5 separate regions of the Mus musculus genome follow, and all the other regions are linked to region 2. The links are chromatin loops, found by intact Hi-C in ENCODE. Cell type or tissue: heart. All regions are shown on one strand. Links, peaks and the distances in the headings refer to the core of each region. The heading gives the core; the rest is flanking DNA.

Region 1 (5,818 bases), core at 1,014-5,013, 220 kb before region 2:
GAGAGGGATGGCGCTCTCTCTGCTCAGCCTGGCAGGTCTGGAGCCTGTGATGCTAACCAGAGGCAGCCACTAGGGGGCAGCAAAGGCCTCACTTGTTTCCTCTATCTGAGCACGAGCCACACCCCAACCCCACCCCTGCTGTTCAGTACCAGGCTGATAAAGTGTACAGCAGCATCTCCTGAGCCGAACCTCTTGCGGCGGTCGGTTAGGAAGGCGGCAGGCAGGCGCACAGGGTAGGAATTAGGAGAAACAGTCCTGCTTCCCCACCCAGGTCCCTCATTTGCAGAGATCCTTGGTCTGAGAGCCCCACCCCCCCTCCCCACCATGATGGAATCCCACACCCAGAACATCCTACTTACAAGGGCTCTGAATGTCCTACCCAGACTCCTCTAGCGATCCTGTTGAGCCATCTACCCCTGCCCATACCCCTGTGGTGACAGGCCTTCAACGGTCTCCCCCAGGACAGACAACTCTAACGCCTGAAGTGACTTCTGTCAACAGCCTCAGAGCCTATCCCAGGCAGAACTCTCACCAAATGCAAAGCCCGACACAGATCTCAATTACAACGTCTTCCCTGACTCTTCTAGCCTGTGGTCAACCAAAGCCCTAAGCCCTTCTCCCTGTCACTCCATACAGCTTCCTCATTAACCTGGGCCAGGGGAAAGAAACCCTCAACCTGCATTTTAACCCTCGCTTCGATGAATCCACCATTGTCTGTAACACCAGTGAAGGTGGCCGCTGGGGACAAGAGCAACGAGAAAATCACATGTGCTTCAGTCCAGGGTCAGAGGTCAAGGTGAGGTCAAAGGAGAACCCAACCAAGGCCCTCCAGCCCCAACCTGGGGAGCGCCACCAGGCACCTGTCAGGACCCTTCCCTGGCTCTCCTGATAAGCTTCCTCTCCCTGCAGATCACCATCACCTTCCAAGATAAAGACTTCAAGGTGACGTTGCCTGACGGACACCAGCTGACCTTCCCCAACAGGCTGGGCCACAACCAACTGCACTACTTGAGCATGGGTGGGCTCCAGATCTCCTCCTTCAAACTGGAGTGAGCGGCACCTCAGAAGACCTTAGCCCCCAGAACCAGCTTCAGCCAGCCCTCCAGCAAGCCCCCACCAGAACCACAGCCTTTAGGGTCTGTGCTTTTCCCCAAGGTCAAGGTCAAATAAAAGAATCCACATTTATTATTTCCACAGCAAGAACTGTTAGCATTTTCCACGCATGTTAATGCTCCCCCCCACCCCGGCTTTGGTACCGGGGGGGGGGGCAGGAAACTGAGGCACGGGGTATAGTACTGCTGAGAAGAGAGGATGGGAGGTGCTCCTGAGCCACCCTCTGCATGGGGACCTGTCTCCCTCCCGGTGATCTGAGCACCTGCCAAGCAGCCCCATGGGATTATGGGGCAGATACTGGTTCCTGGCACCTGGGGCCAGGGTGTTCCAGGAACTGCAGATAAGGGTCCCACCTGGGCTTCTTATCGTTGAACATTCCAGGCTGGTTACTCATTAGCTCGTCTGGCCCCCCTTCTCTCCTAGCTAGAGGGGGGGGCGCCAGAAGGGGGTCCTCAACTTTCCAAACTCTCAGGAGGAGAAAGCACAGGTCAGCCGTGGCCGGGCCTGCCTCCTTGGGCAGGCAGATCTTAACAGAGAAGCTTTAACAATCAGGTATGGGAGGCAGGTCTGGGGTACACAGAAGATTTGCTCCTGTGTCACGCCTGACCTTTCTCTGGGAACTGAGGAGGAGCCTGGAACCGCGCTACTGAGAACACAGTGGAGGCCTTCTGCGGTAGCTCTCAATGAGTAGGGGCAGCCAGTCCCACTCACAGACAATGGCCCTATGTGGTCCTTGCCCCAACCCCCACCCCACTAGGGAAGTGTCCTGGGGCACAAAGACCATACTGTCAGACCACAGGGGGTGGCGTAGGTTATAACTGAAGGGCTAGTGGGCCTAGGGACAGTGGAGGGAGCTGGGTCAGGTCAGCGGGGACCCATGCCTGCCTTGCATAGACCAGGAAGGATCTGGGGCAACTCCCGTTGACCACATCTTGTAGCTGTTAGGCAAATGAACTCAGCCCCTCTGTTCTGTGAGCCCCGAGGCTGACAGGACCTGGAGCCCATGGCCAGTCCCTTACACCTTGACCTCGTCATCTTCCTCAGCATCAGCAAACTCAAAGGCATTGACCTGCACCGAGGTGGGCACAGGAGCCCTGACACTGGCTGGAGGCGCGCTCCAGTCTTCATTCAGACTCTCCCAGGAGCCATGAACTTGGGGTAACACCCCTGCCAGCTCCCGCCGGGCATCCATCTCAGTGTAGTGGCGGCTGGCCCGGCTGGCCCCCCAGCTGGCCCGGCTGGCCCCCCAGCTGGCTCCATGCCTGTCAAAGGCCATGTTGGAGGGTACCTGGGGACCCTCTCCCACAGGACTGGGCTTTGCCTCAGCCGCAGGGCCCAACACAGAAGTTACCCCATTGGGGAAATGTCCACGGGATGGGGAGCTTGCCACCGCAGGGGCTGGAAGGCTTGTCACAGCAGAGGCTGGAAGGCTTGTCACAGCATCTAGAGTGGTTATCGCATGGGCTGGGGGTTTTGCAGTAGGGGCAGGGTTTGCTGCAGGAGCAGGGGGGTTGGCAGTAGGGACTGGAGTTTCAGCAGCTGGAGCTTCTGAAAGGCTCATGACCCCTAGCAGCTCACTGAGGAGTGAGGGCCCAAGGTCAAGGTCAAAACGGAAGGACAAGAGAGAGTCAGAGCGTCGGAGCTCAGGGTTAGGGGTAGGCTCAGAGGGGAAAGAACTTTGCTCTCGGTCTTGAGAATGGTCCGGGTCACGGTCACGGTCACGGTTGCTGTGCTTTTCCACGCGTGGCAGGCGTGAGATGGTGCAGAAGCCAGACTCCAGGCCTAGCAGAGAAATGGGGAGAAGGTCAGGGGTGGGGTCCCTAATCTGTTCTTGGAGACAAAGAGTCAGGAAAACCCTTGGTAAGCTGTACACACACAGACACACACACCTGCTGGCCTCCATTTTGCCTGCTTTTCTAATGTAAGGACCCCACAGCCTTCTATACTCTCTCTGTGAAACTAACCCTAACCTGAATCTTGACACTCAGTCCCTGGTGTGGACTGGGTCATGGTTCCTGGTTCTGATGCCGACTGATTGCTACAGGTAAACTCAAAGCACCTGAGGTGATCTGTAGATACAGGAAAGAGCCAGAAGCCAGGGCCAGAACAGAGAAATCACAGGCTGGCAGGACAGGCTTGTGTCTTCCAAAAGTTTACCTGCCCAACTCTCGCTTCCAGGACTCCCAGGCCTGACAGGTGATGGAGTTCCTTGTGCCTATAGTGGCAGCAAGACTGTAATGCATTACATGGCCACGAGGGGGCAGAAGTTACCCATGGTCCCCTGGTGAGTTGTCCTGCCAAAACCTCCGTGGCATTCACACCTGGGTCAACTTGCCAAGTTACAGGAGCCTTTGTTCAAATAACAGCTTCTGCCCCTGGCACCTGCTGCAAAGCAGCCCAGTGTGTGTGTGATTTCACTCTATCTTCGTTTTGTTTTGCATTTTGCGACAGGATCTCAGAATGTAGTAAGTAGCCCAGGCTATTCTGAAACTCACTATGCAGATCAGACTGGACTCATGACTTCATTGAATCTTTTTTTTTTTTTTTTTGAGACAGGGTTTCTCTTTATAGCCCTGGCTGTCCTGGAACTCACTTTGTAGACCAGGCTGGCCTCGAACTCAGAAATCCGCCTGCCTCTGCCTCCCGAGTGCTGGGATTAAAGGCGTGCACCACCATGCCCCGGCTGACTTCATTGAATCTTAACAATGAGACTAAGGGACCTTTATAGGTGAGGATTGGAGCTTGGGAGTCCATGTGCTTACTGCAGTCAGAGGAACAATGACTAGAAATCAGAGTGGGCTCAGAGCCTCGCCATGATAACCTCTGACACTGGTTAGGAGCCAGGAAGGGGAGGTCTAGCCACAGAGCAGCCCAGAGATGGGAAAAAGACTTGTGTGAGCCACAGAGAGAGTTAGAGAAATGTAAGCTGCAAACATCACTTCTACCTCAGCCTCTGTGTTATAAGGCCTAAGCAGGCTGGGATACCCCACCTCCCTAAGCCTACACCCTTCATCCTCAGCCTAGACTGGGGGCCCAACTTCCACTGGGAGATTAAACAGCTGTGGGGGAAGACTGATATGGAGGCTTGGCAGAATCTCTCTGGGCTGCCGTGACCCCAGTTCCTCACCGTAACCAGAGTGGCCATCTGTGGAGCTAGCCGGCGTGCTGTCAAAACTAAGCTTGCCCATCACCAGACTGTCATAGGTGGCCTGGTTGAGCTGAGGCAGGGAGATGGCGTTCTTGATGATGGGCGAGATGGGAGGCGGAGCAGGTGATGGTGCAGCCGGGGAAGCCATCCTTCGAGGTGGCACCCCGACTCTGCGAACCTGTTGGAGCTTCCTGGCCAGGAAACTTCGGGGTGAGCGGTGGGTGTTTCCAGAGCGGCCTCCGTGGTTGCTGAGGAAGGACGTATCTCCGAAGACATCCCCACCACGGCCTACGTGCATGGTGTGGCGGAAGTCCCCAAGTGGGGGGCTGATCATGTCTGCTGTCAGGCGTCTCTTTCCATGGGAACTGGACACCCATCCCACAGGAGACAGCTTGCCCAGGCTCATGGTGGGGGCTCCTGTGCCCCCCTGGGGACCGGGCATCAGCTTTGATTGCTTACAACTGCTAGTCCATGCCACCTTGGGGCCAGGGAAGATGGCAGGCTGGACTCAGGGATCCTTCTCAGCCCCTTCCTCTCAATGAAGATGGCGGAGCACAAGGCGACCCTTGACTTTACTAAGGCGCTGTCCCCAGTGCTGAGGCTGAGGGAGTCTGTGGGTTCTCTCTCTGCTTCTGGTCCTAGTGAGGCTGATCAAAGGTGGCAGGAGAAGGGCCTTAAAAGGATCCCTACCCTGGAGTGGAGACCTGGAAGGCCAGAAAGACAGCATTGTGGCATGTCAGCAGAAGAGGAAACCCCAGTCCAAACAGTAGCAACCGAGAGAACAAACAAGGCTGCCCAAGGACGCACAGGTCCTTGATTAGAACACACAAAGGAGCTGGGCGTGGTGGCGCACGCCTTTAATCCCAGCACTCAGGAGACAGAGGCAGGCGGATTTCTGAGTTCGAGGCCAGCCTGGTCTACAAAGTGAGTTCCAGGACAGCCAGGGCTATACAGAGAAACTCTGTCTCAAAAAAACCAAAAAAACCAAACAAACAAAAAAGAAGTTCAAAAAAGAGCTGGGAGTGTGTGTGTGTGACCGAATGAGGGAATGCTCACTGAGCATGTCTGAGGACCTGAGTTTCATTCCCCAATACCCACGTGGAAGTTGGCCATAGTTGCATGTGCCTGTGATTCCAGTGTTTTGGGGGGGAGGGGGAAGAACGGAGACAGGAGGATTATAGGTAGTCTAGCTTAAAAAAAAAAACAAAAACAAAAACCCACAAGTTTCAGGTTCAGTCAGCCACTCTGTCTCCAGGGACTAAGTGAGAGTGACAGAACAAGGCATCCAATGTCCTCCACTGGCTTCTGTGAGCACCTGGACACGTGCACTCCCACACCAGAGTCTGAGAACACACAGAGTGGACGGCAGCCTCTGAGTATCACTGAATGGCCCGGGCACAAAGACTCCATTCTGTTTTGCGTTCACAGCGGGCATCAGCGAAGCAGAAAAATGATTGATCGATCTCTACCTAAGGCCCGCCGGGGAGGTGCCCACGGCTCTCCTGCACAAGTCAGATGACGTGTGGACACTAGACCTGCAGGAGGCGGGCGCCAGAG
Region 2 (5,818 bases), core at 776-4,775:
CAACAAAAATAATTTGTGGTTGGGGATCATCAAAACACAAGGAGCTGTATTAAAGGGTTACAGCATTAGGATGGTAAACCACTGCTCTAAACCAATTCCAGGACACTCAGTCTCTGCCTCTTCTAGGCAACTTAGAGAATAGTCCATACTGCCTGATATATGCTAAGGAGAGCCCTAGAGAATGTGGTCAATTTCAGGGACTTCCTGAAGCTTTTGAGTTGTTTACTTCCCAGTGGAACCTTTCAGTTCCCTTCCCTCCAGGATGGAGTGTTTTCTTTCTCTCAGGGAATTGCTGCACAACAGCAAGGGGTTAAGGCTTATTTCTGCAAGGTGCCCTCCCCTGCTCTGACTGGTCCTGCAGGACATGGCAATCCCACACTACTAAGGTAGATGCAGACCACTCAATTTTATCCGCAGTGATAGCTAACTCTTTACACATGTGTAATGAGCTAGACAGGTTTGTAAATGCTGGCAATATCAGGTATACTAAAGGAAGTTTTGTGACTTTTTTCTTCTTCTCTGTTACACTGTCTAATTTTCTATAGAGAATATCTTATTATTTTTGGATGGTGGATGTTTTATTAAATCATTTCTTTGCAGTGGAGATGGGTCCTCTCTGGTCTGTATTAATTCAGGGAAAATCCTCAAGGGAGATGGAAAGAGATACATTGTAGCCTTTAGAGGTGGGACAAGCTGAGGAGGTTGTGGATCTGACCCTCAGTGGAAGGATCTGACCCCACTATGATAAGCAATCTGCTCCTAACTGAATGGGAGTGGTCCCGTCCCCCTGTGCGAGCTGCTGGGAGGAAGTGGTGACTTATGTTCAGAAGATGGAGGAATCTTCTGCCTTTGGGGGGGGCGGGGCGGGGTGTGTCTCTGTGTTGGTACCTTTACAATAGTGAACCTTTGTTTCCTCTGGAAGGAAGGAAGGGAGGAAGGGAGGAAGGCTGGCTGTTGTTACTGGCTGTGGTTAAACAGAACATGGGACGGAGTGTCTCAGAACCAGCTGCACAGCGCTCCCAGACTCCTCGAGGGCAGCCCCAGACTACCATGCTTCTGTACCAGAAGCTGAGCTGTAACCACACCATTGGGACAAGAGAAATGTTGGCATCTTTGGAAGAAGCTGGCTGGCACTCTGCGGCACAGGCCGAGGGCAGCAGGAGGAGAGCCGGGGATGCTGGCAGCTCGAGTGGCTGATATGTTTGGCATTTTGGGTTGTGGCATCCGTGCTGGCCCGGGTGGGCTGTGCTGTCTGTGTCTCGTGCGGAACACGGAGATGTCAAGAAATCAAGGGGAGGCTGAGTGTGGAGGCAGAGAGTTGGAACCCTAGAATCTCAGAGGCCGAGGAAGGGGTGCACCATGAGTTGATGCTAGCATGGGTTACAGAGTGAGACTCTGTCTCAGAAAATGAATCCCAGTATTCAAGGAGCTAAGGCAGGAGGACTACCCATGAGTTCTAGGCCAGCCTAGAACCGTGAAACCCCATTTCAAGCAACCAAACCTCCAAACAACTCTAAGAAAAAGAAAACGGAGGGATAACTGTGGAGTCATTAGTGGTAGAGTTGTTAAGGCTAGACCACTGCCGCTTTTAAGGTAAGAGAAGAGAGTGGCCAGGGACTTTGGAGACCCAGAGAAAGTCTACCTCTTCCTTTGGGCTATCCTGGGCTAGCAGCTCAGTTGGAGACTCTGGGACCTAAAGATTACAGCTGGGAAACCCCAGATTCCTGGGGCAGGAGGTGAGCTGACAAGGTTCAGAGACAGCAGGGCATCTGGCCCAGAGCCACACAGCTGGCCTTGAGGAAAGCCAGGATCTGAACTCAGGTCTGCAGTTACTTACAATATGCCACTGGGCCATGGCAGGGTGACCAAGAAAGGGAGACAGGACAGGAACAGGAAGGGGGGGCCAAGGGGGAAGGGGAGGGCCTCTCAGCTAGTTTAGCTGACCATCCCAATAGGGGATCTTGCACCATGTAGCTCCCTCCACTGACAGTGACCTGTTTATCCTGAGTCTGGCCTTGTACTAGGCTGTTGGCCACCACCTCCCCCACATACTTGCCAGTCCCCTGTGTCTCCCTTAATCCATCCTAATGGAGAGTCCCCAGAGAGGCTCTGGACACTGCCCACAGTATAAGACTGCACACCTGAAGGTAGGTCTTTCTGCTGATTTCCGTGTCCTGTTATTCTAAGGCAGCCACGAAACAGGGAAGTTCCCCAATGCCCCCCCAATCCATCAAACTGCTCCCCACTTCCCACATGTGTCCAGCTGCTTTCTGGGTTTCCCACACTTCCTAGAGCAGACCTTCAGGCTGGCATGTCTCCCCCAACCCCTCCCTGCTTTCTCTTTGCTCCTCTGTCAGTCACTGTGACCTCTAGCTTGCACACAGTTCATCCTGGGTCCCAGCGCCAGGCCTGCGACTTGGCACTGGAAAGCGGCTGCCTCCCCTTTCCCAGGTTCTGTGGAGTCTGGCTTCTCTCCTGGAGAGCAGTTGGGAGCTTTTCCTGGTAAAGAAAACATCACTCAGCTTCTGAGAGAAGCCAATGGGATGAGAGAAAGAGACAGGGCCTGGTTCATTGTGGGAGAGGATGTGGGTACAGAGAGGGCCAGCCACTGGACTAAGATCACACAGCAATTTGGAGAAAATCCAGGACTGGACCTATCTGTCTCTCTCTGAGGGGATCTTTCTTCAGTCATTCTGGGTGAGGTCAGCTACTGCCTGGGCCTTGTAGGCCGGAGTGGCTGTTTCCTATGACTGTGGAGGAGGGGCTTGGCAGTGCCCTGGTAGGAGGAGGGGCTTGGCAGTGCCCTGGTAGGAGGAGGTTTTTGCCTTTGGCTCTTTGATGCTCATTCTCTCGAACCCCTGGGGAATGCCTGAGTCATCGCTGAGCGGCAAACATATTTAGCTCCTTTCATCGTCCCTAATAAATCAACTTCTCCAGGTCTCTCATACCAGCCTCCAGCTCCAGGCTGCCTGCCCCCGTGTCCTGTCGCCTGACATCTGGGCACTACAGAGACTTCCAGCCCCCGGTTCCTGGCAGTGGTCCTCTTGCTGTTTCCTCTCTCTCCCCAGGCATTCTGGGCCAGGCCAGGCCTCCTCCTCGTGCTGGGCTGGCCTCCGTTCAACAGCTGCGGTCCTGAAGCCTTTCAGAGCTCCCTGCGACTAGGAGCTGCCCGGCATGGCAGCAGGGATGAGCCACCCCTTAGCCCTGACCCTGGCGATCACCACAGCATCCTCTTGGCCCACCAGGGCTTGTGTTGGAGCCCGGGGAATTTCTCCGAATACCTTACCTCATCTTGTCTCGTATGGGTCATGTGGGTGCATGTGAGTGTGTGTAAGTGTACATGTGCACATGTATAAATGTCTCAGCATATACAGAGGTCAGAGGACAACTGTCAAGGGTCGCTTCTGTCCTACCTAGTGGGTCCTCAGGATCTAACCTCAGGTTTGGTGCCAGGTGCCTTTATCCATTAAGCTTTCTTGCTGGCCCCACTGGCCTAAGTATTTCAAATATACCTAGTTATTCCCATTTTACAGATGGGCAGCCTGAGGCACCGAGAAAATTACTTAAGACATGGAAGAGAGCGAGCCCTTGTACCCAGGCCTTCTGGGAGGCTATCTATCATTGCTGCTCCTCCACAGGAGTAAGTGGCAACGGGAGACCTGCTTGTCACCCCTCCCACCACTCCAGCCTAGGGAAGAGTCTGTGCTGAGCCCATTCCTGAGACATTGTTGTCTGTAGACAACTCCATTAAAGGTTAGTGCCATTAAAAGAGTTCTCAGGGAGGAAGATGCAATCCAAACAGGGAGCAGCCTGTTCCGTGGTGCATAGCCAGAAAGAAGGCGGGAGAGGCAGATGTGTGTGGTCTCTGTAAGGGAAGAAGAGGCCCCTAAAGGGCTGCTCAAGGCCACAGGCCCTAATCCCGCATCCATGATCCCCTCACCAGGTTCTGGTCAGGGGTTCAGGCTCTGTCCTTCCAGCGGCAGAAGAAAGTTCATCTGTGTGTGGTGAGCGCTGCCTGCTGGCCAGATGTAGCACTGCACTTTAGCAGACATGGGTTAAAACCACCCCTGGGGAGCTCTTAAACAGAGTAGGAGAGACCTCCTACTGTTCTGGTGTGGTGTGGTCCTGGGCCTTCTCTGTCCCTAGAAATACTTGTCCTTTGGGTTTCACAGTTTCAGGGTCCCCAGGGTCTGGAACCTATTGATGCTGTGCTGAGGCCTCAAGGTTTTTTGTTTTTTGTTTTGTTTTTGTTTCTGTTTTTCAAATCAGGTAATTTCAGCCAACTAACAATTATTTTGAACCCATTGTGTGCAGTTGCTTAGTAAGTGCACAGACAGACTTGCATGGATCTCACAGTCTGGCAGGATGAGGTGACTCTGAAACACAGGCCTGGCTGTCTAGCCTAGACACCCTCCTCCTGGATTCATCTGCCCAGCCCAGGCCTTCACTATCCCCTGTGCACGCCAGTCTGCACTGGTTCTGCACTGAGGATTTGCGTTTGACACAGTCTCACTCTGTAGCCCAGGCTATCCTTGAACTCACAGAGATCCAGCTGCCTCTGCCTCCCAAATGCTGGGATTCAAGGCGTGTGTCACCATACTCTGCGTGCTATTTTTGAAGATTATTATTATTTACATGCATGTGTACGTGAATGTGTGATGTGAGTGTATGTGTATGTGCATGTGTGTATGCATGTATGTGCATGTGTATGTGTGAGTGTGTACACATGTGGATGTTTGCATGTATGTGTGTGCATGTGTGTGTGTGTGTGCATGTGTGTGTGTGTGCACATGAGTGTGTTCACTGTGTGTCTGTGGAGGCCAGAAGAAGATGTTGGTTCTCCAGAGTTACAGGTGGTATGAGCTAAGTGGGTGCTGGAAACCAAATCTGAGTCGTCTGGGAAGACAGCAAGTACGCTTAGCTGGTGAGTCATCTCTCCAGCCTCCAGCCTTGGATGTCACAGGGGTCTTTGGGATCCCTGGCTCTGTTGCAAAGACCTTGGCACACTGTAAGCACTCAATACACAGAACAACAGAAGGAAAATATGGGCAAGTTGAGCTAGTTCAGCCAAAAGCATCTTCAAGGAGGGTCCTGATAGTGAGATTTTAGGCTGGAGCCTGAGTGGAGGGCCAGAGGAGAGCACTGGATCATGAGCCCAGGTGGCAGGGATTCTGCCTTGGCCTGCCAGTGCCTGGAACAGAGCCTGGCATAGCTGGGACGCTTTATAAACATCTGTTTGAAGACAGCCGGCAAAGCTTATACAATCCTTCCCCACGCTGGTCCCTGAGCCAGCCTGTGCTTGCATCCCTCCAGAGGTGGTAGGATCACTACCTACTTTCCATATCACTTGTTCCATCTGTAGATCGTGATGCCCTCTGGAAGTTTCTGTATTTCCTTGGGTATAGCAGAGCCAACCCAGCCTAGCCCCTACTCCCGCCCCAAGAAAGCTCACCGAGAAGCTCAGCTCCCGAGGAACTTCTATCCAGCATGATACCCCCCACCCCCAGTGTCCCAAGGGTCACTAAATGCTCCCTCTTCCTGGCCTGGGAAAGGATGAGGGGGGCCAGGGGGGCTCAGGGATGGTGACACAATTACAGAAGAATAGCTTTCTTCAGTCTACGAGCGACGTCATGAGCTTTTATTCTTGCTCCTGAGTGTTACAACAGGAAAGAAAATGATGTCCCGCCATCTTGGTGTCAGGGAAGAAGTGGAGAACCAGAGAGGGGAAAGGGACCAAAGTCAGACAGTCTCTGTGCACACACACACATGGCGGAGGCAGAGGAAGAATTCAGGGTCCCTTAACCCCCAAATGGGGGCA
Region 3 (5,818 bases), core at 763-4,762, 96 kb before region 2:
TCTGGACCCCAGAACCTGAGCAGCAAGCTTGTTTTCGGTTTTGCTGATTTTAGCTACCGAGTTGAGGGGTAATCCATCACACAACAGGTGACAGATGTGGCAACAGAGGCAGGGTTTCCTGAAGGAAGGGAGGGCATAGAAAGTAGGGGAGGTGGTCTTAGCCTCCAGTGGGAGGCTTCCATCTCCATCCTCTTCCTCCTGACAGTTCCTCACTTGTCCTCCTAGTGACTCTCTTCAGCCCACCTTCAAGGTCTCTCATCCTTCTTAGGACCCAGAAGTATTTGACCTCAGATCAAGGCAGAAGGCCCAGAGAAGGCAGAGGAACCTGGCTTTCAGCCTTGCTTCCTGGACCTACTGTAGTGTCCAGGAAAACAAGAAGGCTGCCACCTGAGGACCCCTTGCTGAGAAGGCATTTCTGTCCCCTGTCCTTACCTCCTCCTGTTCCATGCCTCTTGGGATATCCATTTTGGGCACAGGACAGGGTATTCTCCTAAACTCACGTGTGCCCTCTGGACTGCCTCTCATTTTGTCTCTCCCCTGCAGTGGGTCAAGCAGTCTGTCCCAGCCCCAGAGGCCCAACAGGAGTGTGGCTCCTTATAGCTCTGTGCATGTATCTGTGATTTGAGAATTGCTTAGCCTAATTTCCTAGCGCCAACCCAAAATGTCACACAGATCGAATGAAAGAAAATCAACATGTATGTGAAGGATGCATCTGGTGGCTACTCAGCTGAGTGTGTGCCCGGCACCCCCATACATCTCTCTACGCTGCTCTCCAAGCTCCAGACAGAAGACCTTCTGGGGAGAAACATCCTGATGATATGGGGTCATTGGCGTGTGAGTCACATTTGTTCAACTCAGGAACAGAGGTCACTTTGTTGGTGGGCTGTGGGGACCACTCATCAGTGCTGTGAGAAGACCCCAAGGTGGGTGAAGGTCTGGAGTGTAATACAGGGCTCCAGGCAGTTGGAAGTGCCCGCCATGTTACCTTGGACATTGGGATTCTGGGACGGTTCCTATACAGCTGTTCCTTTGGCCCACACATCAGTCCACCTGTGAGCTGTTAGCTCAGCTTCAGGGAGGGGCACTTTGATTCAGTGCGGAGAGAAGAAATTGGGTGTTATGGAAAGAGGGAGAGAGAGACAAACGTCCCCAGATGATCCTGTGAGTGCTTCAGGCAGCTGATGCCAGTCACTTGGCATCTTTCTAAGACCACATCTGCATCCTTGCCCGGGCTGCAGGCCACCTCTGGAGGGCTTAAACAGATGAGAGAGAAAGAGGAGTCTGTTACAGGGGACCAGGTGACAAATGGAAAGGCCTGGCCTGTACCTGGGATGTGCTCATGCCCACTTCTGCCTCACCCCACACCCCTGGCCTGGGTCTTGAGGTTGAACTATTCCCAGTTTTCTGAGAAATTTCCAAAGTGGTTGTACAAGTTTACTCTCCAGCCAGCAATGGAGGAGGGTCCCCCCCCTGTTCCACATTATCGACAACATGTGCTATCCCTTGAGTTTTTGATCTTAGCGGTTCTGACGGGTGTAAGATGGAATCTCGGAGTCGTTTTTATTTGAATTTCCCTGATGACTAAGGAGTTTGAACATTTCCTTTTTGCTTCTCTGGCATTTGAGATTCCTCTGCTGCGAATTCTCTGTTTAGCACTGTACCCCATTTTTAAATAGGGTTATTTGTGTTGTTGGTGTCTACCTTCTTGAGTTCTTTATAAATTTTGGATATTAGCTCTTTGTAGGGCTAGATGTAGGGTTGGTGAAGATCCTTTCCCAGTCTGCAGGCTGCCGTTTTGTCCTTTGCCTTACAGAAGCTTTTCAGTTTCATGAGGTCCCATGTATCAATTGTTGATCTGAGAGCCCGAGCCACTAGTGTTCTGTTCAGGAAGTTGTCTCCTGTACCAGTGAGTTCAAGGCTCTTCCCCACTTTCTTCTCTATTAGATTTACTGTGTCTGGTTTTATGTTGAGGTTCTTGATCCACTGGGACCTGTGTTTTGTTCAGGGTGATAGATAAGGATCTATTTGCAGTATTCTGCATGCAGACATCAGGTAGACCAGCACCATTTGTTGAAGACACTTTCTTTCTTTTCTTTTTTTTTTTTCTGTTGTATAGTCTTGCTATCTTTGTGGAAAAAAATCAAGTATCCAGAGGTGTGTGGATTTCTAATTAGCCTGTGTTCCCATACTGACACCATGCAGTTTTTATGACTACTGCTCTGTAGTCCAGCTGGAGGTCAGGGATGGTGCTACCTCCAGGAGTTCTTTTATTGTTCTCGGTTGTTTTTAGCTATCCTGGGTTTTTAGTTTTTCCACATGAAGTTGAGAATTTGCTCTGACAAGGTCTGTTAAGAAATGTGTTGGAATTGTTATGGAAATTGCATTGAATCTGTCAAGTCCCGGTGTTCACACTCATACCAAGCTCTTTCTCTGGGTCTTTTTGACCAGGAGGCTGCTATGTACCCAAGTTTTTTGCTAACACGGTAGCCACAAGCCATACGTGGCCACTTAAGTCTAAATCAATCAAAATAAAAAAGATAAGTGCACCCGGCAGTTGTAGAAGCCACGGTTTTAACCACACAATAGCCACAAGAGGTTAGTGACTCCTTAAATCATTTCCGCTGTGGTGGAAAGTTACATTGGACAGTGCTTGTGTAGAGAAGGCCCAATCAAGGAACCAGATGGTGTAGTCAACAATGACACCACCTCAGCCCCGGCCAATGTCATCATCTGTGTGGTGCAACAACGGAGCTCAGAGAGGGAAACTGGCAACAGCTTATCTCTACCCTGCAAGGGCCAGCCTTCAAAGCTGGAATGTGGGAACCATGGAAGCTCAAAACTACCGCTGAGTGAGTCTAGCCAGCTTTGCAGGCCCCAGGAGAAAAGAGAAGGCACCAGTAAGGAAGTGCGACCTTAACCATTTCTTACAGGCGGGAAACTGAGGCTGGGGGTGGGGGTGGGGCAAGGTGTGACTCTCACTCTGGCTGATGACCGGGACACTCATACAGATGAATCAGAGATGTTACTTTGCAATTCTATGCCTGGTGCTTCCCAGAGTCAGTGCTCAATGTCTTGGACCAGGGCTGGATTTAGTAGGCCTCTGCCAGCGCCCACCTCAGCACACGCGAGCCACAGGGAGTTTTCTGCAGTCGCGCATTTGATCCGCTAGAGGGCGCAGGGGCAGCCGTCTCTTCAACAGAAGCGAGCTTGGCGGAGGTGGGATCGGGAGATGGTGGGGTGGGGGATGGTAGGGGCGGGGGTGGGGTGTGTGCTACTGGAGCTGGACCCACCTCGGTGCCTAGCCTCGGTTAGGGAACCCTGAGTTCTTATGGTCCCTCTTCGGGGAAGGGGATTAGGTTAGTAGACAGAGGCAGCATAAGGTTTCATTGGGTCTGCAAAGAAGATCTGAAGGATGGGTAGGAAGAAATGCGCCTGCCACTCAAAAAGGTACAGGTCGGGAGGCTTAGAGGTGAGACACCCCACAGTCTCTCTAAATTGTGACATAACAGGTGGCCTGGGTCTCAGCGCTTATCTACCCTTCTGGTCCTATCCTGGGCTACTTTCCTGTCCTCGGATGACAAGAGCGAGGCGATTTTGTACAGCATTTCTTTCTGCTCTAGTGCTACCCAACTCCACGGGTCCCTCTGTACTAAGTACACCAGGATGCTTTCCGCCTCTGTGACTTTGCACATGTCGTTCCCGCAGTCTGGGATACCCTTCTCCACTTCCTTCAGCTGAGCAACTCCTACCCATCAGCTCCCATTCATCTGTCCAGACTCAGCCCAGGCCTGTTAGGAGTTCCAGCAGCCGGGCTGAGTCGCTGTGCACCACCTGAGGACAGGCTCTGGTGAATGCGGCCCGGAAAAGTGATTGCGAAGCACAAAGTCTGGCGGCGGCAGAGCTCAACTGTCTGGGTTGGCGGGTCACAACGGCTGGAGGAGACTCCTGACATCAGCCCAGACTCCCACCAGCTGCTTGTGTGCCCAGCTTCGGGTGCAGAGCCTCAACTACCGCTGCCTTGCAGGGAGACTCCCTTGCAGGTGGTGGTGGTGGTGGTGATGGTGGTGGTGTCTGTGTTTGAAGCGGAGCTTAAGCTGTGGCCAGGAAGGCCTTAGGAAGTTTCTCTTTGTGGCCACAGAGCCCAATATGCTCCCGGGGATGGGGTAAGGCAGCGAGGGGTAGCCAAATGCCTTGGTTTGGAGGCAGGGAGAATTGGGAGACTCCACGGACTCGGACTCGCTGTATAAACTTTGGGCAAGCACTCTGCTCACCCGCCTCAGCTGTCCCGCCTGCAAAATGGGAACGCAGCAGCTCCACCGCAGTGCTCTCCAGTGGTTACACGCGGAACACCGGGTCAGGGCGCAGGCGGAAAGGGGTGCTCGGGCATGGGAAGGGGGGAAGCGGGGTTGGGGATGAGATTGTCCTCGAGCAGGGCGCTGCACCCGGGGCAACTTTGCCTCCAGCTGTTGAATGAGCTGGAGGAGGCGGTGGTGGGGTGAACTGAGACATAGCCCGGAGAGAGGTGGCCGAGGTGGGGCGGGGCCGGGGGGCGCGCTCGGCGGGTGCCCGGGGCTTGGCGGTCCGCGGTGCAGCCACCTCACAGGGCGCTGCAGCTGCAGTAGCGCCAGAGCCCAGCGCGGCCCCCGCCCCGTGGCGTGTGTCTGGGAGCGCGCTTGTGGCCGTGGAAGCAGACGGCGGAGGGGCGGGAGGGTCTGCAGCGGAGAGAGGCCTGTGAAGGGATCTGGCTACAGAGCCGGACGGACCGACAGACGCAGTGATCGCCAGCCCCTGAGGTCCTCCGCCCAGCACCCGGGCCCTCTGCGGGCAGCAGCCCTACGCGGCGGGAGGCGGGGGTGGCAGTGTCTGCGCGCACACGCACGCTCACAGACACACACGCCCGGGCCACGCCACAGACACACGACACGCACAGAGCCACGGCCGGCCGCCGCGCACACTCGCACCCGCGCTCACGCTCGCTCTCCGGCGCAGGCCCCGCAGCAGCCGCTGCCGGGAGGTGGTGGCATCCCGCTCGGATCCCAGTCAGGACTGGAGGTGAGTGGATTCCTCCGGATCCGAGTGCTGCAGGCGGCTGGCGGGGACCCCGGGAATCCAGGCTGAGCTGAGGGCTCCCTGGCCGCCAGCGGGGGTGGGGCTTGGAAAGGGACCTGGGAGGGGAGGATGAGGCAGGGAGAGCCACTCTTCTTGGTTCTTCTTGGTCTGGGGATCCCCCATAAGACCCCCAAGGGACCACCCTGCGCAAGGTGGTGGGGGAGAGGCTGGGCGGAGGCGTGGTGGGAGGGCAGGGAGGACGAGCGTCGAGGTGAACATTTTCGCGGTGGTGATGCAGAAGCTTGAGCAGGGTTTTGCTAGCCAGTACCACGCCGCACCTCTCTGGCCCCCATTTTGGCGAACCAGAGCTCCGGCCCGCTTTTCACTGAGTCGTGGCGGGTCAAGGAATTCATCTCACTGGTAAGGGGGGCTTCACAGGGTGGCTAGATCTCTAGCCCAGGGGGAAGGGACCGGCTTTCGACTTGCCCCCTATCTCTCAGGGGCACTGTGAATGTAGTAGGGGGACCAGAGTTAGGGTATGCTGGGACCCTTGCAAGGACTTGGATTTTTTTCCCCTCGGCAGGGCTGGTGTGGGACAGAAGCACCAGCATAAACGGACAGACTGCAGCTCTGACTGAGCCCCACCATTGCCTAGTGGTGTGTGTGTGTGTGTGTGTGTGTGTGTGTACTGCTACTGGCTAGGAGGGGGTAGAGGGTGGGTGTGTTGGCTGGTGGGGTGGTATATGCATGTGGAAAGGATGTGTATTGA
Region 4 (5,818 bases), core at 756-4,755, 120 kb before region 2:
AGTTCTCTTCTGAGGACAGTTGGGTTATTTCCAATTACGTGCCTCTCAAACCGTGCTCCCGTGAGTTTTCCCGCACTGTGGATTTCAGGTGAGCACACTAGTGGGTAAGGTTCAAAGAGCGAGACCGAGAACCAATGAGAAAGCGTATCTGTGTCTGTGGTTCGGTGGTCACAGTCCAGCCACCCGCGGGCACAAATGTGCTGATTTTGAATCCCACTGGTCATGTAAGAGCAAGGCCCAGCTTCAAAGCTAAGCACATATGTTCTCCACAGAGTGCCAAGGATTTTGTCTCCCTCAGGGGACACAGATCTGACATTTCCCAATACCAATCAGAACCGGACTATCATCATATCCTGTGAGGGGACTTTGCCACTCAATTACACTTGTTCATAAAGTATAATTGCTATCGAATACCTTGCTATGAACAGAACTTAGTTCTGATATGGTGCTGCGGCAAAACTATTTCTGTTTTAAAACCCCCTCAAAGCTTTAAAAAGAAAGGCAGACTCAGGCTGGAGAGATGGCTCCGTGGTTAAGCACATTTGCTGCTCTTCCAAGGGCCCCAAGTATGCACATCAGGTGGCTCACAAACTCCCTGTAATTTCAGTTCCAGGGGACCCAACTCCTTCTGATCACTAAGGACTCTTGCACACACGCCACATATGTATTCATGCACACACAGCTACACATAAATACATTTAACATAAAATAAATTCATTTTGTTCTCAGTTCTCTCCCGAGGTCCAGCCACAAGACTCCATGACTGGAGTGTCCCTTTCTCTTATCAAAAGTGACTGACTTGATAATAGATCAGCTCCCATGCTACCTGCTGTCCTGACTCACATGCTCTGTCCTCCCTGTGGCTTTAAAGATACAAGAGGAAGTCTTCCTCCCAACCCTGCACAAAACTACACACTCTTCCAACTTTAATCAAGGAAGGAAGAAAATGCTTATGAGTGAATCAGGACCACCCTTACGAGAGATGCACAGGTTATAATCACATTTAACTACATTACACTAATACATGTTTGTAATTAGCCTCTCCTGGAAGGTTTTTTTCTCTCTCTCCCCCCAGGGAGAAAAGTCTTGTGAATGAACTAACTTATAAATAAACTTAGGCTGGCAGGTCCTCTGTGCTCTGCACAGCAGCTGATGTAATATTTATATCTGCTGGTAATAAAGACATATGCCAGGGGCTGGAGAGATGGCTCAGTGGTTAAGAACATTGGCTGCTCTTTCAGAGGATCAGGTTTGATTCCCAGCACCCACATGCTGGCTCGCAACCATTTGTGACCCCATTTCTAGGAGAAAGAGCACCCTATTCTGGCCTTTACAAGCAATGCACACAGGTTACACAGACATAATACATTCAGGCAATACACCCATGCACATAAAATAAATTAATAACAAAAGACATATTCCAGCCAGGGATAAGGTGGGGCACATGCCTAGGGCCCCAGCACTTGAAAGGCTGAGACAGGAGGATAACTATGAGTTCAAGGCCAGCCATGATTTGTCACAGGAGCTGAATCAATGTCAGTTCATGTCCCCGATTCTGCGAGAGGCTTTAGAGTCTCTTGTCATCAAGGCTCCTCCAGTGACAGCAGCTTCATTGTTTTAAAACTGAAACCAGGGCTGTTCTAAATTGGGTATCTGTGTCCTCAGAGGTTCATGTGACACACGTCTGCAACCTTCTGGGAATCAAGGACACAGACTTTCCCAAGTGACTCTGTAGGTCAGTCAGCCATGGACCACTCTGCTCTGTAAAGACATCAATAGTCTTCTGCAGCACACCTTTATCCATTCCCTGTTCCTTTGTTCATTCATTCATTCATTCATTCACTGACAGCATTTATGGGATTTCTCTGGGTGTTGTGTGTGTGTGTGCTTGCTATATTATCACAATGACCCTTTGTACATAAAATCTGTACTTTTAAATGCCAGCGACGTGGTTGGCCAGATACGTATGTCTAATATAGTCATAGAACAAGATTACTGTTCTCCCAAGATCACACTGTACCTCCAAGGCCATCCATCCCACCTCTGGAAAACAGTGGCTTTCCCTCCACTTGCCCATCCTACACTCCTGGTCCCTCCAATGGTCCTCGCTCCGCAGTGATTGCTTACCTTTGTCTTTTTGCTTGAGCCTACCTGGCATCCACCAGCTAGCCAGGTGTCTGCCACCCATAGCCCATTGCCACACTCCTGGATGCTGAAGTAGCTGTCCCAACAGTCTTCATGACCTATTGAAGCCCCTTCTCAGGACTTCATGAGTCCCCTCACCCTTCCAGGAAGTCTCAGCCTTATGTATGGACGGCTGGTGGGATCCACACGCTGCTGGAGTCTCAGTGTGCAGTACAGAGTATCACCAGCAGGGGGCACTCGTGCCACAGGCCTGGCTTCTCATCTAGGGCTTAAGCAAGATGGGCCCGAGGTTTGGAGGGGCCTTATGGCTTAAATAGACATAACTGGCATTAGAGTGGGCCCCTTTTACTCAAATTCTAGAACGTCCTTTCCAGTCCAGGGAAGAGAATTACACTATGTGTCTCTACAAGGCTCAACAAGTATGACCAGCTAGGGACACAGCCATCAATTAGAAGTGACAACAGCTTCACTATCTTGAAAGGCAGTGAATTCTAGGAAGATTGAAAGCAAGTGCTTTTCTGTCACTTGGTGAAGGGTAACGATGACACGTGTGCCGTGGTTACAGCTGACTGTGAGCACGGATCAATACCGAACCTACCCCCAGCTTTTCAGCTTCTCTTTCAGGGAGAGGGAAAGGCCAGAACACAGGGTCACAGGCTAGTTCAAAAGATGTGTCTCCTTGGGGCCTGGAGATACCCTGATCCCGTTCCATCTCGAGGCCAGTCAGGGCAGACTGGGGGTTCTGCAAGCCACTTGTGACCATCCCCTAGCCTTGGGTGAGAGATGGGACTGAAACCTTGCCCACCTTGCCTGCCTCTGGAAGGGCGTGGAAGCAGGAGGTTAGACAAAAGTGGGGGTGGAGGGGAGCCAGAAGGAAGCTTGCCTGGCTCCTCCTACTTGAGTCTGGGTGCAGTTGTAGTCTTTGAGCGCCTGCCTGGGCCTTCCTGAAATTGGGACTGGTGTGTGTGTGTGTGTGTGTGTGGGGGGGGGGCAGGCTCTGCCTCCATCTGTGAGGGTGGAGGAGGGGGGCGCCAGAGTCCAGGGCTGGGAGGTTTGGAGTCAGACACCTACTGTGTGTGGTCCCCCTACTTGGGGCTGGGAGGCTGCAGGACAATGGCAGGCTGTCCTGATACCCCAAGTCCTTATGGTCCAGGCTTCAGGGCAGGGAATAGAATGAAGGGATGAGATTTGGTGGATATTTGTGGAAGGCAGCAAGAGTAGGAGGGGGCACGTGGCTGGATTCATCTCACGGAGGCAGAAAGCTGGGAGCCTCAGGATGGTGTGCATAGCTAGGGGCAAGAATAAGTGTGCAGTTCCCCTCCGGGATAGTTTCTATGTGTGTGCCTGTGTGCATCCTCCTTAGATGTCTCTGTGTCTCTCTGGGATTGCCTTGCCTTTGGGGACACAAATTGGTGTGCACCTGTGTCTGATACACCACTCTTTGTGCATCTGTGTACATGAGTGCATGTGTACACCTGTGTTCGGTGTGTGACCCTGGTAACAGCTGGCTCTGCTGGCTTTGGCTTTCAGCCACAATAGGGTTTCCTTGCTGAGCCTTTGGGAGCCTAGACTTGGGGACAGAGGTGGCTAGAGCAGCTGGAGGCATGAGCCTGGCTATAGCCTAGATAGAGGCTTAAGTCCCTAGTGCTGGTGGCCAAGGGATTACACCCCCGCCCACCGTGTGTGTGTGTGTGTGTGTGTGTGTGTGTGTGTGTGTGTGTGTGTCTGACTGCACACACAGCCCTTGGTGGCTTCAGATTCCCCAGTACCTGGAGAGGATACACACACACACACACACACACACACACACACACACACACACGCGCGCGCGCGCGCGCGCGCTCAAAGCTCTCCTTCCTTTGCTTGCCCTGGTTCCTCTCCAGTCTGACCTGGATACGTGCATGTACTGTAGGATGTTGTATGGCTGCCCCCCTCCCCAGGCTCTCTGGATTGGATGGAGGAATTTCTGCCAGGGTCAGAGGGGAGATATTATGGGATGCAAGGAGCTGCCTCACGCAGGCTTCAGGATGAGACAAATTGGTAGAATTCTTGACCCTGTGTTTGACATACAAATTGCTGATCACAAACACACATTTCCACCTCCAAAACTAAGCAATAGGAAGGCCTTGGGCTGCTCTCCTTGATGTCAGCAAGCCACGCACGGGTTAATCATTATGAGAGCAGCTGGAGAGGGCAGCTCGGAATGTTCCAGCACCCTGGAGAAAATTTGGTTTCCTCCAAGAAACACCATAACACACCACGAAGCAGCAAGAATGGCTGATACTCTACAACCCCTCATACACCTGGTTGCTGCCAGAGATGCTCCCAGAATCCCACCCTGCCCATGTGTGCCCATTTTACAGAATGGGAAGGTAGAGAGGTGCTGGCCCAAGGGTCCTGGGAAGGAAGAAAGGAGGAGAGGGAGGGCCACAGCAAAGAACTGTTCAGCTGTGCTGTCCAACAGTGGATGGCAGAGTCAGGTGTTGATAACATCGGAACTTGGAGTCCTGCAGCCTGGGTTCAAATCCTCCTGTTCCCACTTCCTGGTGGGGTAGTCTCAGCATGTTGGGTTGTCATTCATTTTGGGTTGTCCAGCCCTGGGCCTGACTGCCCAGCAACTGCCTGAAATATCCCATTCTGAGCTCTACCTACTACCCGGAGGCAGACCTCCAGTTCTGCCTCCCAGCCTGGTCTTGCTTGTTCTCACCACGAAGCAGCAAGGATGGCTGATATCTTACAACCCCTCATACACCTGGTTGCTGCCAGGGATGCTCCCAGAATCTCACCCTGCCCATGTGTACCCATTTTACAGAATGGGAAGGTAGAGAGGGGCTGGCCCAAGGGTCTAGGGAAGGAAGAAAGGAGGAGAGGGAGGAGATTTCACGGGGCTCAAGGAGACAGAATCTGTAGGACCCTGGGTCCACAGCGTTAAGAACTCAGGGCACGCTGGGCGCTGGTAGTGCCTGTCTTTAATTTCAGCCCTTGGGAAGCAGATCTCTGTGAGTGTTCAGCCTGGTCTACCTTGTGAGTTCCAGGACAGCCTGGGTTACACAGAGAAACTCTGCCTTGAAAAACCACAAAGTGCACCCCCCAAATAACAAACCCAAAATAAATCAAATCAAATCAAATCAAATCAAATCAAATCAAATCAAATCATATCAAAACAAAACAAATGTCCTCAGGACAGCAGTAACCATGCCTTTACCCAAGTATGGGGCCTCCAGACTAGGGACTGTGCAACTCTGCCCAGGGCACAGGGCACGTTTTTATGCAGCCCCAACCCAGTCTCAGGGCCCAGCTACTACCTATGTCTGTCTATAGTCCCTGTTCCACCTTTGCCCCATAGGCCTCCATCACTGTTCCCACACCTCCCCACTGCTCCATCCACCTTGCCTAGTGGCTGTCACTTCCTGCCCCGGTCACAGGCTGCTCCACCTGCTCCAGGTGCTGTCTGCAGTTAAGTTGCATGTCCTTTAAGTTATGGGTCTAATATCTTTGCCAGGAAGCTCGGAGTATGGGGGTGGAAGACGTCAGGAGGTCAGGGGTTGGGCTCCCCCGAGGGCTCTCAAGCCTGCTGTCCACCCACACTTTGGAGGTTTTGGATGGAAAGAGAAGCCTCGTTAGAATTCCACTCACCACGAGCTTGAGAATTTAGGATGCAATAGAAACCGTG
Region 5 (5,818 bases), core at 838-4,837, 240 kb before region 2:
TCCTTTCTTCCTTTGTCCCTTCCTTCCTTCCTCCCTTCAAGTTGTCCTCTGACCTATAGATGGCACTCCAGTACCGCCCCCATAATAATAAATCTATTATAAATGGCCTTCCCTTTATCCCATGGAGCATTTTAAGCTGCCTGTCGCTGCAGGGCTGGGATCTGGGTTATGTAAGAGCCCTGTCTTGGCTTCCTACAGTGCTCCTAGGCCCCTCTCCCAGCACAGGCTGCAGTGAATGAAAACAGGCAGTTGGTCCAAATCTGATTCACACCCATGACTTTCTCTTCAATCTCTTAGATCTGAACCCATAATCCTTTTAGGCCTAGGAACTGCATACAGCCTTGGAGAAGGGTTGAGCAAACTGTGCACTCTTCAGATCAACCAAGCCCAGAAATCCAGCTCACTTTGATGTGGGGAAGTCCTCCCCCTAGTGTGGGTCATGCTAATTTACACGGCCATGCTGGTGGGCTGTCGTGAATTGTGCCTGGCTAAGAGAGATCCAACCGCTTTGAGTATCAGTTTGCTCACCTGGAGAATGGAGACTGTAACAGGCATTTCAGAAGACATTATGGATAACCAAGCCTGATGGCCAGACCTGTCCCTCCAGCTACTCAAGAGATCCTGCCGGGACTAGAGTGGGTTTAAGGCCAGCCTGGTGGCATAGTTAGGTCTCATCTCTAAATAAAAACATACACAAAAACACTGGGGGTGTCACTTAGTGCTAGGGCCCTGCCTAGTAAGTCTGAGGCCCTAGGTTCCTTCCCCAGTATTGCTGGATGACCATGCCAGAAATTGCTTTCCGAAGTGCTGAGTTCGAGGATCACCATCTGACCTTGCTCACAAAGGCCGGAGACTAGAAACAACCCAAGTGGGCTGGTGAGATGGTGCAGCAGGAAGAGGCCCTTGCTGCCAAGCCAGCACTTGGGAGACAGAGGCAGGTAGGTCTCTGTGAGTTTGAGGCCAGCCTGGTCTACAGAGCTAGTTCTAGGACTACCAAGGCTACGCAGAGAAACCCTGTCTCAAAAAACCAAAACCACCACCACCAGCAGTAGCAACAACAAAATGATCCCGGGTAGATGTGGGTCAGTTTTCAGGATATATTGTTTTTATGTATTTGTGTATTGTTTGTTTGGGTTTCAGGCAACCCAGACTGGTCTAGAACCTGCTATGTACCTATGACAGATCTGACCGTCCTATCGCTACCCCCTGAGTTCTGGGATTGCAGGCATATGTGTCACCGCACCAGATTAACAAGGTATAGAACCCGGGTGCAGCATAGCACGTGTGCTTGTTCTTTCTAGTGTGGCTGTTAAATGCTCCTGGGAAGGAAGCAGGAGATGGTATGGGCTTCTGGAGGCCTGGCGGCAGATGCGAGCCTTGTTTCTCCTTTTAAGCTGAGTGTGGTAGTTTGAATGAGAACAGATCCTATAGGCTCACATATTTGAATGCTCGGTCCCCAGTTGGTGGAACTGTTTGGAAAAGATTAGGAAGTCTGTGACATGTGGAAACGTTAAGGGTTCTTTGGAAAATCAGTTGTGTTGGATAGTGTTTTGCTGGGACAAACATGTGAAGGAACGATTAGCTGAAGCAGACACAGGTGAAGGCTAAGGCAGATTTGTAAAGGAACATTTTGCTGAAGCAGAGACGGGAGAAAGGATGTTCTGCTAAAGCAAGCACGTGAAAGGACACGTGGTAGGGGCTGGAGAGGTGGCTCAGTGGTTAAGAGCACTGGCTGCTATTCCAGAGGTCCTGAGTTCAATTCCCAGCAACTACATGGTGGCTCACAACCATCTGTAATGGGAGCTGATGCCCTCTTCTGGGGTGTCTGAAGACAACTACAGTGTACTCATGTGCATAAAATAAATAAATAAATCTTTTTAAAAAATAGGTTTTGAAAATATTAAAGTTACAGGTGTGGCTTTGTGGGAGGGGTTGTGTCACAAGACATGGGGGTGTGGGCTTTGGGTTTCAAAAGCCCAGGCCAGGCCCAGTGTCTCTGTCTGCCTGCAGATCACCATGTAGCGGTCTCAGCTACTTCTCCAGCACCACGCTGTCTGCGTCCCACCATGACAATCATGGGCTAACCCTCTGCAACTGTAGGCCCCCAATCAAATTTTTTCCTTTCTAAGCTTTGGTCACGGTATCCCTTCACCAAAACAGAACAAGATAAACTGTGGGAGGCATTTTTTTAATCTTTGTAAACACGAAGCCGGGTGTGGTGGCACACGCCTTTAATCCCAGCACTGGGGAGGCAGAGGCAGGTGGATTTCTGAGTTCAAGGCCAGCCTGGTCTACAAAGTGAGTTCCAGGACAGCCAGGGCTATACAGAGAAACCCTGTCTCAAAAAAAAAAAAAAAAAAAAATGTGTGTTACATGGAGGCTGGGGAGAGGGTGTTATCCCCTGAGCTGGGGTTACACGTGGTTGTGAATCACCTAATGTGGATTTTGGAAATCGAACTCTGGTCCTTTGCAAAGACAGCAACCTCGTTTAACTGATGAGCCATCTCTTCAACCCCATGAAGTATTTTCAAATCTCATACATGACTTTATTTGGTTTTGGGTTTTGTCTATTTTGAGGTCAACGCTCCCGCTATTTACAAGCCCGGTTTTTGTTTCCTGCTAGGTTATTCTCTTAGTGGCCACCAGGGGGCAGAAAACACTCCTGATTTTTTTTTACACGTGGTGGCAGCATTGGCCCTTTAAAAGGTGGTGGCTGAGCACTGTGGCAGGACAGCAGACTTCATTGTTGACCTGGGGCCTGGGCTGGGGTGCACTTCAGGGATGGAGCCCAGGCCCCAGGTCTGATCTCTAACAACATTAAAAAAAAAAAAATGGCCCGGAGGTTGGGGCTTGCAAGGAGAAGCTGCCACTGTGAACTTCACCCCTGACCCCTAATTTGTAGAATTGTTTCACTAATATATAATTTACATGCTGTACAGCTTGCCCAATTAATATACAGAACGTTCTTTTTAAATATGGCAGCATTAAGTTTAAAATAGTATACCTTTAAACTATTTGTTTGTTTGTTTGTTTGAAACAAAGTCTTACTGTGTAGCACAGGCTAGACTAGAATTGACTTTGTAGCCCAGGTTGTTCCCAAACTCATGGCACTTGTATTACTCAGAGTCCTCTTGAGGAACAGAACCAAGAGAATGAAGCTGGGCTGTGGTGGCACATGCCTTTAATCCCAGCACGAGGGTCGGGGGAGGCAGAGGCAGGCAGACCTCTGTGAGTTCAAGGCCAGTCTGGTCTATAGAACGAGTTTCAAGACAACCAGGGCTACACACTGAGACCTTGTCTAGGAACACTACCCCCCTAAAAAAAATCTAATAGCATGAATATTTAAATAGGATTTATCGGATTGGTTTACAGGACAGGTCAGATGAGATTTTTCCAGGGAGTAGACACAGGTATGTATGTAGCCCAACAATGGGCGTCTGTATGCAGCCAAGCCCGAGAAGCATTGCGGCTCCACAAGGCTGGGTGCCACAGCTGTCCCAGAGAACTGGAGGATTCCTGGAGAGCTGCTGGTCTTCAGTCCACTTCAGAAGCCTGAAGAAGCTGATGTCAGCCAAGAAATGCAGCAGCAGCGGCCACAGCCACATAGCAGGTGACTCACCATGGAGACACCAAAGCAGTGAAAAAGGGTAAAGCCACCTCCCTCCGACCTCATTTACCAGGACCAGCACTGAAAGGGGCGGCCATGTTTAGGGCCGGTCTTCCTGCTGTTAAATAACAGGGTCAAGAAGGTCTCACACAGGTGTGCCCAGCAGCTTACTTCAATGTTGACTCCAGATCCAGCCAAGCTGACAATCAGGATTAACAGTGACAGCTGTCCCCCTGTCTCAGCCTCCAGTGTGCTGGCACCAGCCACAAAAGCCCTCAGAGCTAGCTTTCATTCTATCATTTAAAGTGCCCAATCCAGGGGCACTGTTTACAGCTACAGTGTGGACAGCCATCCCTGTCATCTATTTCCAAGCAGACGCTGAAGCCTGACTCCCCACTCTCCCCCTCCCCTCGCCAGGGCCCTGGGAATGTCTAATCCACTTCCTGTCTCCATGAATCGCCTATTGTAAACACGTTCCAGCTGGACTTGTTCTGTGGGAGCCCTTTTCCGTCGTCTTCCTGCTTTCGCTGGTTATGTTTTCAAGGGTTCTTCACGTGACAGCAGGTGCCAGTGCTAGGTACCTTTTCACGGCTGAATAATGTTCTACTGTGTGGATAAGTCTTGTGTCTCTGTCTTCCTTTGTTGATTGTTGACAGACGCAGGAATGTTTCAACCTTCTGCCCCTTGTGAATAGCGTTGCTGTGACCACTGTTGAACTCCTGTGGTGGTTCTTGTCTGTGATAGTAGCACCTGAAAGGCTAAGGCAGGAGGGTCAGGAGTTCAAGGCCAACCATAGATACATAAAGGTGAGCCAGGTATGGTGGAGCACACCTTTAATTTCAGCACTTTGGAGACAGAGGCAGGAGGCTCTCCATAAGTTCGAGACCATCCTGGTCTACTAAGTGAGGACCAGGACAGTCTGGACTATGTAAAGAGACTTTGTGTCAAAACAAACAAATAAATGTTCCATGTGAGTCTGGCCTCCAGGAGACCCTGTCTCAAAAGCAAGTCAACAAACAAACAACAACAAAACCAAAGCAAAACATGTGTCATCATCCGCCAGGAAATGCACTGAGACCCTCTCTAATGGTGAGGCCTCTTCCTCTTGGTTGGCTAAGGGCACAGGGTGAAGGAGACGGAGTGACCAGAAGATTCTAGAATTCTGCAGCAACAAGGGCAGGATAGTGGAACTTTAGCCTGTGAGATTTTAGTAGAGCAGGGACAGGTGACAGAGGGGAAAGATCCAAGATCCCCTGGATGCTGAGCCGGCAGGTGGCCACACCCACTCCCTCCCTTTGCAGCTGGGGAGAAAGTGGATTGTATTGCCAGGCATCCAGGGGAAACTACCAGCAATCCCTCCACCCCCTCAGCAATTGATGAGCATTTGACAGTAATATTCTACTGATACAGGGAAAGGCCTGTGACCAGTCATCCAAGGCCAGCCTATTAGCCAGGAACCACAGCACAACCTCCTACTAAGTGCCAGCCTTGGAAAGGAAAACCTACTGTGTGTGTGTGTGAGTATGTGTGTGACAGCTCTGTGAAGTAGAAAAAATTTTTTAAAGATTTATTTATTTATTTAATGTATGTGAGTACATTGTTACTGTCTTCAGACACATCAGAAGAGGGCATTGGATCCCATTACAGGTGGTTGTGAGCCACCATGTGGTTGCTGGGAATTGAACTCATGATTTCTGGAAGAGTAGTCAGTGCTCTTAACCTCTGAGCCATCTCTCCAGTCCCTGAAGTGGATACAGATACCTTCAAGCTGAGACATCTGTCCCTCCTGGTCTGCTGGGCAAAGCCATCAAGAAGCAGAGTCAGAGCTTCAAGTGGCACACGCCTTTGATCCCAGCACCCTGGAGGCAGAGGCAGGTGGATTTGTGTGAGATCGAGGCCAGAGTGAGCTCCAGAACAGCCAGGGCGACACAGAGAAACCCTGTTTTAGAGAAAAAAAAATTTTTTTTAAGCCTTTAAAACTGGTATTTTGGAGCCCAGTTCCTGTGCCCCACTGTGAAAAATGAGAACAGATCTCTGAAGTGGATACTTCCCAGAGAGCTGGACCTATTTACTTTAGGCTCCCTGGGCATCCTACAGACTTTGATTCATTCATTCACTCATTCTGTCTGTCTGTCTATCTGTCTGTCAGGTTTGAGACATGGGTGAAGGGGCACAGCCTTGTCCCTCTCCTGCTGCTCAGGATGGAAGCTC

What was found. Peaks named below come from ENCODE experiments on the same cell type or tissue, not always from the same donor. Only the 100,000 strongest peaks of a DNase experiment are listed, where the experiment ranks them.
Region 1: it touches region 2 in a loop (2.2-fold over the local background); 19 of 42 quality-filtered maps call a loop at or near these places.
Region 3: it touches region 2 in a loop (6-fold over the local background); 27 of 42 quality-filtered maps call a loop at or near these places.
Region 4: it touches region 2 in a loop (10-fold over the local background); 34 of 42 quality-filtered maps call a loop at or near these places.
Region 5: it touches region 2 in a loop (4-fold over the local background); 14 of 42 quality-filtered maps call a loop at or near these places.

What each region holds. Positions count from the first base shown.
Region 1 is chr15:78,846,242-78,852,059 of GRCm38, reverse strand. Cdc42ep1 (CDC42 effector protein (Rho GTPase binding) 1) reads right to left here. Exons shown (of 3, transcript NM_027219.3): 2 at 4,241-4,965; 3 at 1,158-2,895. The coding sequence starts at 4,703. The coding sequence ends at 2,129. Lgals2 (lectin, galactose-binding, soluble 2) reads left to right here. Exons shown (of 4, transcript NM_025622.3): 3 at 637-796; 4 at 910-1,200. The coding sequence ends at 1,053. Among named protein-coding and RNA genes, the nearest start is that of Lgals2, 6.4 kb to the left of the region's middle. In heart, for the core only: a CTCF peak has its summit at 3,359 (motif pointing right); DNase peaks (open chromatin) are centred at 1,428, 1,859, 2,159, 3,369 and 2 weaker places; H3K27ac peaks cover 1,657 bases.
Region 2 is chr15:78,621,814-78,627,631 of GRCm38, reverse strand. Cyth4 (cytohesin 4) reads right to left here. Exons shown (of 13, transcript NM_028195.3): 13 at 5,613-5,818. It overlaps Gm52187 (a long non-coding RNA gene), which reads left to right. Exons shown (of 2, transcript XR_003951539.1): 2 at 1-604. Among named protein-coding and RNA genes, the nearest start is that of Gm52187, 4.5 kb to the left of the region's middle. In heart, for the core only: no CTCF peak of the experiment used is centred there; DNase peaks (open chromatin) are centred at 2,781 and 4,011; H3K27me3 peaks cover 880 bases.
Region 3 is chr15:78,717,638-78,723,455 of GRCm38, reverse strand. It overlaps Elfn2 (leucine rich repeat and fibronectin type III, extracellular 2), which reads left to right and starts at 4,685. Exons shown (of 2, transcript NM_001358692.1): 1 at 4,685-5,052. In heart, for the core only: a CTCF peak has its summit at 3,154 (motif pointing right); DNase peaks (open chromatin) are centred at 2,745 and 3,165; H3K4me3 peaks cover 1,017 bases; H3K27me3 peaks cover 2,866 bases.
Region 4 is chr15:78,740,993-78,746,810 of GRCm38, reverse strand. No RefSeq gene overlaps it. Among named protein-coding and RNA genes, the nearest start is that of Elfn2, 25 kb to the right of the region's middle. In heart, for the core only: no CTCF peak of the experiment used is centred there; a DNase peak (open chromatin) is centred at 2,370; H3K27me3 peaks cover 2,052 bases.
Region 5 is chr15:78,866,825-78,872,642 of GRCm38, reverse strand. Gm26634 (predicted gene, 26634) reads left to right here and starts at 3,381. Exons shown (of 3, transcript NR_168060.1): 1 at 3,381-3,647; 2 at 5,757-5,818. In heart, for the core only: a CTCF peak has its summit at 2,637 (motif pointing right); DNase peaks (open chromatin) are centred at 2,692 and 4,042; H3K27ac peaks cover 1,630 bases.